Regions from separate parts of the Homo sapiens genome. Here region 1 is linked to region 2. A link is a loop called in an ENCODE intact Hi-C map of the cell type or tissue named here. Cell type or tissue: heart right ventricle. All regions are shown on one strand. Each heading gives the region's core, and the rest is flanking DNA. Links, peaks and the distances in the headings are about the cores only.

What was found. A loop is a pair of places that touch in the nucleus more often than their neighbours do. Peaks named below come from ENCODE experiments on the same cell type or tissue, not always from the same donor. Only the 100,000 strongest peaks of a DNase experiment are listed, where the experiment ranks them.
Region 1: a loop joins it to region 2, with 5 times the contacts of the local background. A loop is called at or near these places in 14 of 110 quality-filtered maps.

Annotation. Positions count from the first base shown.
Region 1 is chr18:49,854,020-49,862,950 of GRCh38, reverse strand. MYO5B (myosin VB) reads left to right here. Exons shown (of 40, transcript NM_001080467.3): 30 at 6,061-6,138. Among named protein-coding and RNA genes, the nearest start is that of SNHG22, 44 kb to the right of the region's middle. RefSeq lists enhancers at 5,852-6,352, 6,353-6,853. In heart right ventricle, for the core only: CTCF peaks have their summits at 1,049, 3,814 and 4,015 (motif pointing right); a DNase peak (open chromatin) is centred at 4,050.
Region 2 is chr18:48,671,676-48,680,606 of GRCh38, reverse strand. The region is part of intron 6 of CTIF (cap binding complex dependent translation initiation factor); the gene reads right to left. It overlaps LOC105372107 (a long non-coding RNA gene), which reads left to right. Exons shown (of 4, transcript XR_007066460.1): 4 at 6,931-7,082. Among named protein-coding and RNA genes, the nearest start is that of MIR4743, 5.5 kb to the right of the region's middle. RefSeq lists enhancers at 3,399-3,458, 3,479-3,548, 4,185-4,809, 5,283-5,462. In heart right ventricle, for the core only: CTCF peaks have their summits at 3,447, 3,653 (motif pointing left), 4,971 and 5,183 (motif pointing left); DNase peaks (open chromatin) are centred at 3,626, 5,156 and 6,056; H3K27ac peaks cover 5,976 bases.

The sequences.
Region 1 (8,931 bases), core at 212-8,211, 1.2 Mb before region 2:
CTGGCTGAGAACAGCTTTTCTTCTTGAGAGGATGCTGGCTGGGGAGGGGGGTGGGGGGTGGCTAACTGGCAGCAGAGGGCTGCTTAGCCATCTGCTGCAATGCCCTTCTCATGCATGCAGTGTGTGTCACACAGTGGGGGCCCACCCTCTGTCATTCAGAACAGATGGAACCCAAGCTGGGCACTTGGGGGTGGAATGGAAGCATTTCACCTCCACCGTCTTAGCCAAAATGAGATCTCCCTGGATGTGAGTTTAGCAACCACTGTCCCCTCGAAAATAAGCTGAGCCAGGGTTAAGGCAAGCAAGAGTGATTGTCTGAGGGCAGCAGCAGGGCCAAGCGTTGTCAGCAGACAGAACGCAGACCCCCAAGGCAGAGTGTCTGAGAAGGTGCACTGCAGAGTCCACTCCTCACGGTTTAGTAGCGGTCACATGACCGATAGGTGCCTCAGTTGCCTCATCTGTGAACTGGGGACAGCCATAGCGGCATCCTTCCTGTGGCTTTGGGAAGATGGGGTGAGCTCCTATCACCTGTGTAAGGGACTTAGGACAGTGCCTGCCTGTGGTGCGCACATGATGAGTGTTACTGCCGTGATACTGTTGTTATCATCTGCTTCCTCATGCCCCTGTGGGCACCTATAAAAACGGAGCTGTCTGGCCGAGCATAGTGGCTCACACCTGTAATCTAAGCACTTTGGGAGGCTGAGATGGGCAGATCACCTGAGGTCAGGAGTTTGAGACCAGCCTGGCCAATGTGGTGAAACCCTGTCTCTACTAAAAATACAAAAATTAGCCGGGCGTAGTGGCGGGTGCCTGTAATCCCAGCTACTCAGGAGGCTGAGGCAGGAGAATTGCTTGAACCCAGGAGGCGGAGGTTGCAATGAGCCGAGATCATGCCATTGCACTCCACCCTGGGCAATGAGAGCAAAACTGTGTCTCCAAAAAAAAAAAAAAAAAACATGGAGCTGGCCTCTTCCCTGGCTACCTTTCTCTCTTACCTCAACTAATAGAATGTTGATCAAGTATTTGTTCAAAATTGGTGAAAATAGCAAACATTTCCCAAAAATGTCATTAGGTGGCACTGTGAGTGCCACTTTAAGTTTTTTTGCAAGAATGTCACAGAGTCACTGAAGACTTCTGGTACTTTGATTCCCAGATCTTTTCATCCAGTCCCTCTTTCTGCAGAGAAGGAGACTGAGGCCCGGGGGGGTGGAACAGCTTAGGCCCACGGGTGGCCTGTGCCTGAGTCAAGGTAGAATCCGGAAGGCCTGACTCAGGCTGGGGCAGTTTCCAGCCACTGAGTAGGTAATCAGAAGTTGAAGGTGGTGTCACAGGCTCCAGGAGGAAATTAAATTTATTTCAAGAGAGGTATAATTCTTTTCCCTAAAGGAGGGAGAAAAGGAATGAAGGTGACTCTCTCAGTGCTAAAACTGGAGTCAAGATTTAGTCATTTTAAATTATCTTGGGTTGAAGATAAGAAATGAGATGAATAAGAAAAAGCCCAGGTGATACTAAAGTAGAAGGGAAGAAGCAGCTGTGTGCTTGGTCTGACAAGCGGTGTGCGTATCTCCCCGATCTTCAGAGCCGTCACCATTGGCAGCCTCTTTTATTCATGCAGCGGTTGTCAGGGATCCAGACCCCAGTTTAGGTTTTCCCAGGGGCTGCTTAATACCCTGGATTTGTCTTCCTTTACAGCAATAATAATGATGGTGATAAAATAAAAATAGCTTTTATTATATCTTAAAATAATTCTGTTCCCAGCAAGCCTGGTGTACAATAGGAAATTAATAGCCTGTGAAACTGAGTTAAGTACAGAAAAGGAGCTGGCTGCCCTGGGGAGTGGAGGCCTGAAGAGCCAGCTTCGCAGTGTGTGCTGCACCAGGTGCTGTGGAAGTGGCCATGGTGGGCCTGCCTCTCTCCCAGTCTGGCCTTTAGCTTTGGGAAGTGTTCATGATTGCTGCAAATCCCAGCATTGAGGGAGGAGAGGCAGGGAACAGGGACCCAACTGGGATTCTGTGGAGCCCATGACAAGGGGATTCCCATTACCATGAGGGCCACCCTGGCAACTGGGGTGCTTTGGAGATAGACAGCTGCTCTGCGTTTCCTACAGTTTTCCTGTAATGGAGAGTTCTACTGTTTAAATATAAATTATATCTACACATGTGTGATTTGTGAAAGACCATTTAGAATTTTGATGACATCTATCCTCTCCCTAGAGGAAGTTACACTCATATGCTGAATTTTGCTTAGATTTCTGGGGGCTTCCATCACATTCCCAGTCATAGCCTCTTTAAGCATTCATGATCCTCAAGTTCAGAACTTTTATCACTTGCTAACCTTCATAAGTTTGTAGAGTTTTGTTTTGGTCCCTATAACTGTGTCTTTTCCCTTGTTTTGAACTCTGGGGAGAGAAGCTATTATTGAGGAGCTGCTCTGAGAGGAGCTGCAGGAATGCGGGTGGCACTTCTGCTTCCACAAAGCTTTCTCCTTTTTTACCTCTGGGAACTAAGAGACACCAGCATCATTATCACCATTTTATATATAGGAAAATGAAGGGGGAAGAGGGCTGTGAACATGAGCTGGGTGCTGGGCAGTTTGTCTTCTTTTCAGGGCTGTATATGGGAGAAGGATGGGGAAGTGGTTTAGGAGGGCACAAGTTGCCACTGCCCTCAGCCCAACCTCACCTCGGGGTGAGCACTTAAAGTCAGAGTTAGGTAGGGGCAGGAGTGTGGCCAGGGCTCTGGTCTGGCTCTTTGACAGTGCTCCTTTGATTCCTGTCCACTTCTACCCAAGCCTTATCAAGAGTGTAAAACTCCAAAGTGAGACTGGTGCATTCCCGAGGTCCCAGAAAACCTCCTAGCAGCTCCTCTCCATCCAGCAGGTCCCCGGCAAGACAGGAGGCCTCCAGGCATTGGCACCTGGGCTTGGTCGGGCGCACCTGGGGTTATTATTCACACCCGCCGCCCCCCGCCAATACACACACCAGGGGCCTGTCCGGGACAGCGGAGACTGTGTTTGACAAGGAACTGTGTGCAGTCTCAAGATTTGCTCGGAGCTGTTGGCTCATTTGACCTTGAGCCTCGGCTGCTGTGGGCTGCCTTGCTCAGAATGGCAAAGAAGGCGGGAAGAGCTAGCTTCTGCCCAGCCCCTCCCCAGAGGGCCCAGCTTTAACCAGTCCTGACTAAGAGCTCTTGGCTTTTTTCAAGGAGGTGATCATTTCCTTATGTTCCCCAAAGTTCTGCTGGTCCTGAGTTGGCAGCACAGTTTGGGTCTGCTGTAATTTCATGGCTAGGTCATATTAATCCACAAACTGTTCACCCTCATATGGCCAGGCCTAGGGCCTCAGATGTTTCTCTGTTGTTCCTGGTGTTTGGAGTGTGCCTTCCATTTCCCAGAGGTCCCAGGGAATATGCTAGGAGGTTGAATAGAAAGCTTGGGTATGAACTAAAGAAGTTAGGCTGTCTGTGGAGCACACAGTGGGCTTTTTAGAACCGGGAAACTGACCATCTCTGAGCTGGCAGGAATCTTGTCTGTTTCCCCAGGAAGGCAGGTTCTTAACTGTGGCGGGGCCATGGTTGATAGATCCTGTTTTTCCAATATCTTCACAGAGGCCAAGTAAATATTATCCTAGGCCTTGTCTGGCTTTTTATAAGATCTGGAAGAAACCTTTGCAATAAGGTTAGTAATTAAAGATCTGGAAGAAACCTTTGCGATAATTCAGTAGGCTACTTTCACTTTACCCGTAAAGAAAGAGAGGCCCAGGGCGTGGAGGTGATTAGCCCGGGCCACGGGCTCATTACAGGTGGGGCTGGGAGTTGCCCCAATGCTAGGTTCTCCAGCCAGTTTCCTGGATGCCGAGCCTCACTGCCCCCTGTGGCTGGAGACTGACTGCAGTGAGTTAACTTATCTCTGTGTGTCACAGTGGTCTCTCTGGAAATATTTGTAGATTTATTAATTGATATCAAGCACTTACATTTTCAACAAAAAATCCTGAGCCAAGTAGTTTGGGCTTTTTCTTTTCCCACCAGGAGGTGGCGCTCCCTCCCTGGCCTTGGCCCATAATGGCCTAAGTGGAGCTGGAGGAGCTCCTCCAGGGGTTCTTTCCTCTGGGAACCAACGGCTGAAGCAAGTTGGTTGACTGGTTTTTAGTTTACTCGTGTGTCTGATTTCCTGAGCACTGTGGGCTGCCTGGGCTGCACAGTTCTCTACTTTTATCTTTGTCAATAGTGCCTGGCTTGTTACAGAATTAAGAATTCTGGGAGTATGGCCCTGTGAGGCTGGTGGCCTGGGCATTCATTAATCCTAACTTCCTTGTGTGAGTCAGCTTCGCGTGCCCCACCCTAGAGAGCTCTGCAGTCTGTAGGTTTACGGGGACGACAGAGGTGAGGTGAACCTCTGAGACAGAGCCCCAGCAGCCCCTCCCTGGGGGGTGGGGGGCTGGAGGCTGGAAAGGAGCTTTAGTTCAAGGTCTGGAGACCCTGGGTCCTGGCGCAGGAGTCAGTGTCTCTCTGGTGTGGGAAAGGAGGTGGGTGGAGCCCAGGATCCCTGCACTTGTTCCCTTTCAGCGCTGATGCGCTCTACTTCCGGCCCTCCCCAAGAATCACTGCAGTGGTGCCTACAGTCCTCCAGTGAGCTGTGCCTTTGGGTTAAAGCACCAGCCATGAAAGGCCGTAGTAAAATGCAGGCACTAACATCTGAGACGGGATGATGCTGAGTTATGAGTTTGGGATTTGTTAAAGTCTATGTTGATGTTAATGATGGAGAGGTATAATGAGGCACATCGGACCCCCACTTCCTATCGTGGCCTGAAACAGTCTCTCAGGTTAAACATTAAAAGAGCCCTGGCTGAGGAGGAAGTCCCTTCAGATGGTGGGGGGCCTTAGGATTTTATTTTTGGTTTACAGATGGTTTGCACCCTGGGAATGAGGACGAGGGCATTACAGGTCCTCATTTAGGGCTGTTTGGATGCAGTTCTTGCTCCATTATTCCTGCCTGGAAAGCTGGAATCTGGCCTGCAGGAGGAGTACTCCAGGAACAGAGGCTGTTAGGAGCAGGGAGGTGCGGCAGAGTCCTGCTGGGGGCAGCAGGCCCCTACCTGCCCTCCTCCACCCAACTCTGCTGGCCCTTGAGTATCTCTGTGTGCCCAGGGCTGCGCAGGTTGAGGACCTAGGTGGAGGTGGAACATTGGACACACCTGACCTCCAGGAGCTGCCCTTGCTGGCATGGGGCAGACACTGGGTGACTTGGACACAGCAAAAGAGTTTGCATGTAGAGGGGTAAAGAGTTCTGCTTTCCCAAATTGAGTAAAAAGTGGTAACGCACCCCAGTCCCAAGGTCAAGGGGAGACATCATTCAGTTCTCATCTAGGGCATCACAAAACTTGTTTTAGCTATTGGAGAAAGACCCTGCAAGGAGAGCTGAAGTTAAGATTAGTTAATATTTTTGTGCCTTTAAGGAGTCCCAGAAAGATCTGCATTGAAAAGCAGGTAGTGTCTGCAGTCTCCTTCCTTACCCTGGGTGGGCCTGACGTCCCCCAGGGGCTTCCCATGCTGCTCTGCAGATGCAATGTGTTCCCCACCATGAGCCTGCTCACTGCCTCCCGCTTCCTCCATGCACACTTAGGGTTCTCTCCTCCCAGCCCCTTTTGCATCTCTCCCTGTGCTTGTCTGAATCAATCTGATTGAGGGAAGCACCATGTGTGAGGCTATGTGAATGCTTCCACACTACCCACACTGCTGCCTTGCTGCCATTTACAGAGTTACCAGAACAAGCTGGCCCTCTGCTGTCTCTGGGGCAGCATGCTTTCCCACCTGGGGTTATTAGCAGGCCCCACATGAGACCACATGAACCCACTTCCAGGACAGTACCTGAAACTGGAGGACTTATGGGAGAGATGCTGTTTGCAGGTGACAGGAGAGGAGGAAGGGAAAATGGGAGTTCTTGAGCCTTGCCTTTTTTTCGTTTCCAAACCTTGGCTAGAATCTCCTCACTTTCCAGGACTCCCTGCCTGCCTGTCTCTTCCGTCTACACTGGACACCCTGTTTTTCTGTCCTTTGTTTCTAGCAAGACTGAGGATTGGGGATATTTAAATGAAGATGGAGAACTCGGCTTGGCCTACCAAGGCCTAAAGCAAGTTGCCAGGTGGAACATATTCCTTTCTTCCTGTGTCTGCTTTGTCCGTTGGGCCTGCTCATGTCTATGCTTAACCGTTTTTCAGCTACAGTGGGTGCGAGAGCACGGGGAACAGTTGGCATGCAGTCTGGCTGGTAGCCCCTGTGGTTGACCATCTGTCACTGTGCCCAGGCTGTACAGATATGGCTGAGGGTGGCTGGTTGTTTGGGTCAAGGTGATAGCATTTAGTGGACCTCCTGAGGTCCAGCCTACTTGTTCTATAGGTGAAGAAAGAGACAAGAGCAGGAGGTCACATAGCGGCAGGCACACAGCTCTTTAGAACAAGGCTGAGAAGGAAACATACCTCTGGGGAATCCTGGGCCTGTGCTGCTTTCACACTACATATTGGCCCTCCTAACTGCAGGATCAGCCAAAAATGTCTGCCTGATCTGTGCTGCTGGCTGTGCTCCAAATGTAACCTGTGCCCCCAGAGCCTGCCATCAGTATGTGTGCTGGTCCTGATCTCCGGGACTCCCTGGAGCTGATGGCAGCCAAGTGCAGTGCATGCGCCTTGACATCTGGCCTCACAGCACCTTCATGGGGTGGGGACACTGAAGCCCGGAGGGTTTAAGGAAATTGCTGGTGAAACAGAAGATCCAGAATTTGAACCTGGTTCCAGCTGATACCAGAGTCTGTGCCTGAAACCCACTGGCCCTCAGCAGTGGGTGAGCAGCTTAGCCAGACAGGGTAGGCATGCAGCAAAAGGACACCATGTGATGGTCACACCATAGGCCAGTTGACTGCAGGTGGCTTTTAAGAGCTGTGGCATAGCTTTGCCTATTGGAGCCTGACTCAACAAGAGATGGACTGGTAGTCATCGAGCTTGCTTTCCAGAGAGGAAACCGGGACTCAACAAGGTGGCATGAGTGCTGGACCCAGCTCCCTCAGCCAGGTGGTGGCGGAGCAGGAGCCAGAAGCCCTCATGCTGCTTCTCCTTGCCGCCTGCTGAGGATGTAGTAGAGGTACTGTTGCACCAAGAGCATCTCTTCTTGGAAAAAGAAAGTTTACTCAGCTGATTGACAGGGTAGTGTTTCTCTGGGTTCAGATGTGGCCCCACAATCTGTGAGCAAGGTGACATGGTGGGTCTGTTTCCTTGTGAATGGAATAGGACCTTCCTCACGGGGCATTATAAGGAATAAGGTTAATACAGGTGAAGTACTTTGCACATGCCTGATACGTAACCATGGAATAATAAATATTAGCTGCTACTTCTATTACTATCATGGTTATTATTCAATAAGATCAGATTTCTGTCCCACCAAGTAGTTTGTTTTATTGGAGGAAGGATCCTTGTGTGAAGCCAGGTGATTCCTCGTGCCTCTCCATCAGCAGATCAGACATGGTTTCATGAATCGGCAACTGAATGCATTAATAAAGCACAGACCTATGAATCAAGAGTCCTGGTTTCTAGAATCAGCCCTGCCACTGGTCGTGGCCTCAAAGCTCTTTTGGCCTTAGTTTTCTCACCTGCACGATGAGGTGGCTAGCCTAATGTTTAAGTAGGAACAGACCCTGGCTGAGTCAGCTACAGTCCACCTGGAGAATAAGACATGAACAGTGAACGTGCTGCACAAGGCAGGAGAGAAATCCTCAGGGCAGCTCGCCTAGAACCCAAGAGTGTCTGTTCTCTCTCATTAAATGTATAACTTATTGGTGACTACTTTTAATGTGCTTACTGTAGCCAATATTGGATATTATCTAAATGCTGTATTTCATTTAAAATCCTGATTTAATTACCCAATTATCCTCCACAAATCTCATGTTATTTTTCTTTAGTAATAGGTAATATCGCCTGTAGTGAATGAGTGATTTTCTCAATCACTTCTTCATTCATGTAACTTTGTTGAGGAGCCACTGGGAGTCAGGTGTTACACCCAGTGCTGCTATGGAGCTGACTCAGCTACATAAAATGTGGTTGCTTATATCAACAGTGTAGACTTTCCCTCTCTCTCTTGCTCCCTTGTAGACATGGTCCCACCTGTCTTATGATAATTCTCACCTCCCAAACCATCAGAACTGTAAAAAACATGGCGCCTTCCTCCAGGGCAGCCACGGCCTCCAACAGCTGTGTTAGAGGCACAACCAGTTCCTACCTGTGTGCCTACCTTGGTCATAATTGTTATGTGCATTCCTGGAAGACACTGGGGTGGATTTTTTCCATGTAACCATGTCTGGAAGCTCTTTACAGTACAGTACCTCTCCCCCAGCACCCTAGCTTTCTTCCATATGAAGCCTGCTGCACTGAATCGGAAAGCTGGTTTAAGTAACTAAGTCCAAGAAGGACAACATCATGGTCATATTAGCATCTAACTTCCTGAAGATGCGGCTGCCTGTGAGCCTTCATTAATCTCTTGCCTTCTATTATGATGGGAGCATTGCCCAGGTAACTGGCACCTCTTGGTCTTGGGCCTTTTGACTCAGAATGTTATAAGACTTCTCCTCAATCTTTGCAAGATCTCTAGGTCTCTCTGCTTCTTGTCATGACACCAGCTGATCTTACACCTTCCCCAAGATCATTTGCAAATAGTCTTAGTTTTCATTTTTGGCTGGAGGAAACTTGTATGTAAAAATTGTATATGCAATAATTGTATGTATAAAATAAAATGGGGCTAGTAATAATGGTAAAGATAAAAAAGGGGCTAATATTTTGCCTTTCTAAAACTTGTGGAGAATCTGCCACAGGGAAAATATGTGAATAATATAATTAGCTCAGTTTTGCCAGAGTTTTATCTTAAGAAGGAGGTTCTTGTGAACTTTGGGGCA
Region 2 (8,931 bases), core at 530-8,529:
GTGTGGCCCCATTCATCAAAGCGGGTGGACGTGTGCAGGGTGGGTCTGCCTCTGGGCATCCGTCGACAGGGCCACTCAGGCCAGCCTGGGGCCTGCTCACTGTGTACCGGGCACCCCTGCTGGCCTCTTCTCAACCCTGAGCTCATTCCTCCAGCAGGGCTAGGCCAGCAGCTCTTTGTCTGTGTGATGGCCTTGGCCCAGCTGAGACCTTGAGGAAGGCTGTCCTCAATCTGGCCTTCTTTGAGCCTACTGTCCCAGCTCCCTGTCCCATGCTGGCCTCAAGGCCCTACTCCCTGAAGGATTAAGCCCTCTGATACTCATCAAGGGATTCTGGATATGGTCTGGCCCAAAGTAGGGCATGGACAGATGACCTCTCCACTGGGGCCAAGTCCTACTTTTAAAGGGCTCTAGCCTTTGTCCCTAACAAATAACAAAACTTCTTCCCTGGTGCCTGGAGGGAGATCCTGGGAACTCCCTCTTGGTCTCCAGGAGGAGGGCATAGGCTCAGTCAGGCCCTGTCCCACGGCTTCTGAATCCTCCTTCCATCCTGCATTTCCTTGCTGGAGAGCATTCGGCTGAGTCCCTATTTGGTCAGGTCCCAAGACGTCCAGGGCCACCCCCAACTGCTCTCCCTACATACAGTCTCCCCTCTCGAGGACTCCTGGACTCCCCCACTCTCAACAGCCTCCTTTTCTCCTGACCATAATTCTCTTTCTCCCCATAGGTCCCTCTCCCCTCCCAGGCCACCCCCCAAGGCCCAGTTCCAGGTCTACCTCCTCCAGGAGGCACAAATGCATGGAGGGGCATAAAAAAGGGGAAAACCTCAAAATTGGCCTAGAATCAAGACCCCCAAAAAACCAAGAAACCTCTGTGGGCTGATGTGGTCTGATTTATCCAGAATAGTTTCATGCAGGAGGTGAAATTGGAACAGGGCCATGAAAGAGGGGGAAGATTTGAGCAAGAAAGAGGGAAGGACATAAGAGGAAAGAGAAATGGGTGAGCAGAAGACTCCCCCAACAGTCTTTTCTGTCTAAGGTCAAGGGCAGGAAGACAGTCACCCTTTAGGTCTCAGTCTCAGGAGGAGCTGGGGAAAGCCAACAGTCCCTGCCCTCCATCTCCCACCCGCCAAGAAACCCACAGAAGGAAGCTGTTGGACCATCTCCAAGCGCAGTTCTTATCTGCCAAGCTTGCCAGTTCTCTGCCTGCTTCCAGATGTGACTACCACTTCATGAGGCCACATCACATCTGCAGAGTGTTTTTTAAGTTCAAAAATCCCTGTCATTATATGAACTGGTTTATTGTATTTTGACTCTTAGCACAGCTTTGCAACGTAAGTTGAACAGGTATATGACCCCCAACTTTACAGCAGAAGAAATGGAAGCTGGAAGAAAATTATTTTGGGTGAATTACACAATGTTCTGTGTGCAAAGCAGAAGGGCTCTTGGATGACTAGTGAGTGAGCTTTAGGATTTCTGCCACCTGTTTTAACTCTCAGAGGTTTCCTTTTTTGTTCTGTTTATATTCTAGATCAGTGTTTGGCAAACTTTTTCTGTAAAAAGCCAGAGAGTCAATATTTTAGGCTTTGCCGGCGATAGGGTCCACACAGCAAGTGGCTGTGGCACAAATGCAGTCACAGACAGGAAGCAAGTGAATGGGTGTGGCTGCGTTTTGATAAAACTTTATTTGCAAAAACAGGCTGGAGAGCTGGACTTGGTCTGTGGACCAGTTTGCCAATCCCTAAAATCCTAGCCGTGGCCTGGATCATTGAGGTGTTCCTATAGGGTGGGCAGACTTGCCCAGGCCCCTTGAAGCCTGCCCCACACAGCCCTGAAAGTACTCGCTGCCCACAGTCCCAGCTCCCTGCCTTCTGCTCCGCATGGAGTGAGCAGGAGGAGGCCCGCGTGGAAACCCCATCTAGACGCAGACAGTGGCCTCTTCCCGAGGAACTTTCCCAGTTGTCACCAACAAAAGTCTTCACCTCCAGAATAATCAGTTCTTTAAAAAAAAAAAAAAAAGACTCACAAATAACAAAAAATAAAAATAGGCTCGCCTCACAGAGCACGCTGCCCCTTCCCAGTGGACCTGCTACCTGGAGGTCTCAGACAGGAAACCACGGATTGGAGAACTTCTGGCCCCATTTATTGTATGGGCGCCTATTTTTGTCCTGAGGGAGGAAGCACTTGGGGGTGGGGAGGTGGCTGGGGAGGGAAAGGGGCTCTCGTTTGTAAGACCCCCTCCTTGATGGCTGCTACAGCGTCTTGGGCCAGCAGGGATGGGGAAGGCCACTACAAACCTGTCTGATTAAAAAAGAAGAAAAAAATATTTCTCTTTCAAAGCTGTCTGTAGAGGCTTTTCTCTTTTTTTCTTTCCATTTTTATTGCCTTCAGCAGTAGAGAGAAAAACAGAGATACCCACTTTCTTGTTCTTGCTTATTAAGGAAATGACATTCACCCCTAACTTGCTGTACGTGACTACCGTCTCCTGGAATTAGAAAATGTTTTTCCAGCACCTCTTCCTCCTCATCGTCCCTCCTTAGAAAGAGGTACCAGAGGAGTCAGGCTGCCTGGATTCCAATCCCCCTTCTCCCAGCTGTGTGATTTGAGGCAAGGTATTTGAGCTCAGTTCTCCAATCTGTGAAATAATAATAGAATAAACATTTCCCAGGGTATTTGTGAGACTTCAGAGATAGTATATGCAGCCCGCAGCTCAGACAGCACTCAAGTCATGGTAGCCTCTGTGGTGGAGGCACAAGTTCTGGACTAAGATGCTGGGTGGGAGTCCCTCTGGGGCAGGAGCAAGTCACTCAACCCATATTTAATGAGCCCCTAGATGTGCCCCAGGGGAACGTACACTCCACTGGGAGAATACAGACGCAAAAGAAATAAAGCAAACATGCGACAGGCGCTGCAGGGAAGAATCGAGTGACGATTCTTGAGTGATGAGGAGGCATATGGAGTGTTCACAAGCCCTTACTGAGAAGGTTACATCCGACCAAAGACATCGGTCTGTAAAGTGAGGTCAATAACAGTACGTGCTCCATGGGACAACGTGAGGGTAAGATTAGAAAAAGCAAGGACCTTCTCAGTTCCTGGAACACGGAAAGCACTCTGTGAATGTTCGCTAGTGTTACTGTTGGTGCATTACGCTCCTTGTTGAATTCTCACTAAGGGGACATTAGGAGAATACCATGTCCCCGTCTATGGGACAGGTACCAGCCCCTGCACTTAAACTCAGTCCATAATGGCTATAAGACAATGCCTGGGACACAGAGAGATGCCTGATCCGTAATGTTGGCCTGGGTGAATAAGGTCAGACCTCACCTCCGTGGGACCACGGGTGACATGGAGCAACAGTCGCCGGTGCACAGGGCCTGGGGAGGCGAGGTGGGGCATGGTTTTCAGGACTCTGCTCCTGGGTGTCTCGGGGCACTTTACTAATCCTCACGCCTGTGAGTTAGCATGTCCTAGAAGTTTCCAGAAGACTTGGCAACAGCTAACACAGCCCTAGGGAACAATAAAGTTACTCCTTCTCATCTGGAGGTCTGGGAACCCGGCTACAGAGGCTTCAACCCCAGTGTGGGGCAGCCCCAGCCGCGGCCCCGGCCTCCCGCCCAGGACCCCCATTACTAAATAGCAGCAGCGCCACCTGCTGGGGCTGCCAGGCCATTCCTTATCGGCCACCATTTTCACTCCTCCAGGAGTGAGGGACACCTGAGTGTCATTTCATGGAGCCATGATTTTCATTTTGAAAGCTCATTTGTCCCTCGGATTCTTTAGAGAGGTAGTGGGGAGGATCTCTCTGTTATCATCCAGGGCCAAGCAGAAGAACGAGGAAGGAACTGTCCCTTCCTTTAGCCATCTCCCGTGTGAAGGCTGGACTTGGACACAGGCTCAGGAGGCCAGAAAGCCACTTTCCGTCCCCTGAGCCTTCTGGGGACCCTCAATGGGGAATGCTTTGGGCACATCCCTAAGGCCAGAAATCCCACTTGACCGGGTGGCGTCCACTGTTGTGTGGGCACTAAGCCCCTTTCACAGCAAAGGGCTCCTGAGTCACACGCTCTGGACAAGGCCAGCAATGTGGGGGCAGGGGAGCCGGCCCTGCTAGGTCTGAGCCATCTAATGATTAACGGCCAACAGACACAGAATTTGGTTTCAAAATTTCCTAAGAGAAAGGCAAAACGAGAAGTCAGTGGGTTATGTAGTTCCTACTGTCAGACCAAAGACAGCAGACATAATGTTTGTCTGGGAGAATTCAAGGATAATGACCAAAATACGTCCTGATAGAAAGCCCTGGGCAGGACACTGGATAATTCAACAAACAACGTCTTTCAATGGGGTATTGTATATGACACAAAAGCACCAGGCCACTGTGTGATATAAGGAGGTGGCATTTCCGCAGGGCGCCGAGGGCCCTGTGCCCGGGAACCTGAGGAAATCTAATGCTCACCTAGGGGCCATCTAGGGCACAGGGACAACATGCCCGTTAGACCGTCTTTCTCACACTGGTCGCGCCGACTTCACACACATGGAGAAATTGCTCCCCAAGTCACACCTCAGAGTAAAGGGGTCCTGGGGGAGGGGGTGCCGGGGGGTGGTCTCAGACCAGAGATGAGGTGAAGGATATGCAATTCGGATTTCATCCCTTGCCTTCACATGGAACTTGGTCAAGTTAACTTGGAACTTAGTCAAGTTAATTCAGAACTTAGTAAATTAACTCGGCTTAGACTATGGATTACAGATTATGCGGCTCCATCTCCCCACTTAGCCAGCCCCCATCCTTCCAAGGGCGGAAGCCAACACTTTGTAACTCCCCCAGCCCCACCCCAGTGGGTGTTCCCCTGCAGCCCCGTGCTGCTGCCCTCCTGGAAGCAGTGTGTTCCCAGGGGTCCCAGGGAGGGGCGGGCCCTCTGGAGGAGTGTCATGCCTTGGCCTAGCAGGGGACATGTGGCCCAACAGGAGCTTCCCTACACCTTAGTGTGGCTGCCTCTTGCACCTCGCCATCCTCCCACTTGCTGCAGGGAGGAAGGGCCTGGGCATTGAGTGGGGTCATTTTCAGGACAGTGTGCATGTGCAGCGCTGACCAGGAGGCATGGCCGGTGAAGACGCCTTTGGCTGCTGGCGCTGGGACCAGGGGACTTCCCACAGCAAGCACCAGGCTGGAGCCTGCAGAGTGGTGCGCTGGTGCCCTCTAGTGGGAGCACACCACCATACAGCCACCGATCCTGGCGAGGCCTCCACTCCAGCAGTCCTCAACACTGGGGCCACACTCAGAGCAGGACTGTTAATGATGGGCCTGGGCTGCCCACAACACTGACAGAGTGGTAGCCTGGCCAACCCCTCCACTCCTGTGATAGAGATGCCAAAAATGCTACCAGGACACCAGCCTTGTGGATGGAATTTGGGGGTCCCCTAGAACTGCAGTCTGAGCCCAAGTGTGTGTCTCAGTGTCTGCCTGCCCTATGGCTTCAACACTGAGAACCATGATTGAACCCTGAATCCATGGCCCTGTACTCAGAGCCTTCTGCTGCCCCCCATCTCCCACCCACTCCACCCCCGCCGACCCCCCACCACCCCATCAGTGTTCTTAGAGAGCAATGTCAGTCTCAACTGGCCTGAGGCTGCCATTGTATGGCATGTCATGCCTCGGTGTGGATGCCATAAAACCTGGCTATTGGCTAGCTCCTATCCCAGCGTACCTGCTCCTTTCCCTCCAGCCACCAGTGTGGGAAGGAAGACCTTGGGGACAGTTAACACCACCAACAGACCCTTTACTTAACTAGCTCACTAAATGCCTTTTCAGAGTGCAGAACTATTCCTGGCAGCAGGGGTTCACAGAGGTATAGGGTGAGCCCTGGACACAGACACCTACTGTCTACCCTGTTGCCCCACATCCTTGTGGGGGCTCCAAGAGCCTGAGTCCAGCAGCTCCAGAGATGAAGTTCCTGAGGTCAGCACTGCAGTGAGACTCACCCCTGGATTCATTGCCAGTTGTGGAAACACAGCCAGATGGAGTCACCAGGAATAGGGGCCTTGGCTTTGGCTGGAGAGGAGCTTGGCCAGACGCCTAGGTGTCAGCATCTGACCCCCAGTGGAGGCATCACCTCCTAAAACCACTCATTGTGGCATGCGCTCTGTGTGTAACCCACTGAGAGATAAGCTAGGGCTCCCAGGAGATCAACAGGCATTCAGTGTGGGGGCCCATGGCGCCCTCTGCTTTGTACTCAGCCACACATTCACGCCCCAGACTGCAGGAGCTGCAGCAGCACAGGGGAGGAAGGTGGGGTGTACTGGGAGAGGACCCAGACTTTGCCCTTCAGGGACTGTGACCTGGGCAAGGCACCAGCACTTGCTCGGGCATTTGCAGCTTTGAATGCATGTGGTAATCTGTGCATGTCTCATTTCCTCTACTAGGCTGTGCCTCTCGTGGGGAACTGTATCTTATGTGATCAATTCTCTCTCTCTAAAAGGCTAGGGCAGAGCACTTGTCCATGAAGATGAGTTAAGTGAGCAAGTGAAGGAAAGAGGAAGATTTGGCAGAGGCACTTGAGGCTTACAGAACAGCCATGTGCTCCCCTTCTTCCCGCTCCCCTGCAGAAGTGTCAGCCCTTGCAGTTGGGGCGGGGGCATGTGACTAGTTCTGTCCAATGGGCTCTGAGTGGAGCTGATATTTCTGGGCCAAAGCATTTAAGACATACAGCAGGGGTGTCCAATCTTTTGGCTTCCCTGGGCCACACCGAAACAACTGTCTTGGGCCACACATAAAATACACTAATGATAGCTGATGAGCTAAAACAAAAAATTGTAAAATACCTCATAATGTTTTAAGAAAGTTTAAAAATTTGTTTTGGGCCATATTCAAAGCCATCCTGGGCCACAGGTTGGCCAAGCTTGACCTAGAACACGACCCTCCAGCTCTCTTTGCCTGTGCCAGGGCCACTTGGATACCATGGATTGAGATGGCAGGGCCACAGAACGCAATCCACCTGGACCCTGGAGTCCCCAAGGAGCTACCCTGGAGACCAGCTGGACCCTCAGCAGAATTTCAGAAAGTTAGAAATAAAATTCTGTGTGTGATTCCACTGAGATGTGGGGTTTGTTTAGTATTATGCCATGGCCTATAGTGTCCTAATACAGGAGACGATGGAAAAATCCTGTTTTCTTTAACAACAACAACAACAAATGTGTCTCAGAAATCACACCGAGAAGAGCATAACCAGGTTCATGCTGAATTTCTGCTGGGAAGTGGTGGGAGAAACTCAGAGACAGAGGGACGACTGAGTGTCAAGACAGACACAAATCCTGCCTTTCTTGTACACTCTAGACAACACAACAGCACATCTAGAAAGGAGGTTCTTCAGCAGCACTCACTCTAGAGCACCTGGTGCTGGGGTTATGAGGCTGAAGGAAATGGCCCAGCCCTCAGGCAGCCCAGAGTCCAGGAAGGGAGTCTGGCAGTTATGTAAGCAGGTGCGACGTGGTGGGAGCCATGCCACAGAGATGGGGGCAGGGGCTCTGGGGAAATGGCAGGTGGATGCTGGACTCCATCCTGTGCATCTGAGAGGGATCAGGGGAGGTATCCTGAGCCAGAAAAAGGACAGGCAGAGAAGGGCTGAGTGAGATTTTAGGCAGAGGGAACCGCCTGCTGGTGAGAAAGCAAGGAGAGATGGAAGATCAGAACAGATCAGGGGAGGGACTGACAGGGCCACAGGATGGCAGGGGGAGCCCAGGACAGAGGCTGGGCAAGGGTGCTGAGAACATCACAAAGCCTCCTGCCTGCTAAGGAGTCCGAACAGGGACAGAAGGGGCCGGAGATGGGGGTCTGGGCCTCTGTGGGTTGAGAACATGCTGGGGACACAGCTGGTAGGATCTTTATGCCCCTCTTCTTCTGGGGTGCAGAAGTGGAGGGCAGGTAGGCAATGGGCTTGAGGCCAACCTCCCTTTGTCACCCTCTTTCCTTCTTGCCTCCAGGTAGGGAGGGGAGGCCAGCCCTGATTTTTGTCTAAGAAAGTCTCTAGGAAGCCCGCTTATCTATGTACAGGCTCAAGACTCCCATAGGAGGGCTGGAGGTCCTCAGGCTAGAGGTGGGCTTTCCCTCCCATTTGGGGGCCTTCAGCTGGATGCACAATATCTCCTAGGTGAATCTGGAAGTAGGAGGATGTTTTTGGTGGTCACTATGCCTGCCCCTCTCCAGTGACGGCCATTCAGTGGCAGAGGCCAGGAGTCCTAAATATCCCACATTGCATTGGACACGTCCATACTATTAAGAGTTGTCCCCACCACATATGCTAATAGCTAGGCCAGCTGACCCTCAGGACCCAAGGCCAGACGAGTGAACCAGCCAGCCCTATTTATGAGGGGCTTTGAAGAACACTAGGAAAACTCAGATAAGTCATCCCATTGTGCTCTCACAGGACCGCAAATTCCTCAAACACCAAAAGTCTGTGTTTGGGGATCAAGAAGCCTGTCTACCTTGTCCTAAGGGTACCCATGTGAATTGTAGATACTCCAAGGAGCAGTCAAGCCAGGAGCATTATCAGCCAGGACTTTAAGTTTTCAACTCTTGCTGATAATCAGAATTTCCTACAATGCTTTAAAAATGCAGATTCTAGCTGGACACAGTGGCTTATTAAAAAAGCCCACAATGACCTTCGAGAGATAAAAACTACAATGTCTGAAATGAAAAATATACTGAATGGGATTAACAGTAGATTTGACACTGGAATAAAATATTAGTGAACTTGAAGAAATAGCAATAAAAGCTATCCAAAATGAAACACAGAGAGTAAAGAAAGACTTTAAAAAATCAGGCAGAGCTTTGGTGAGCCATGGGAAAAGATGAAGAAGCATAGAATACATACAATTGGAACCCCAGGGTTGAGGGAAAGTAGGAGGAATCGTGGCTGAAAATTTTCCAAATTTGATGAAACTATAA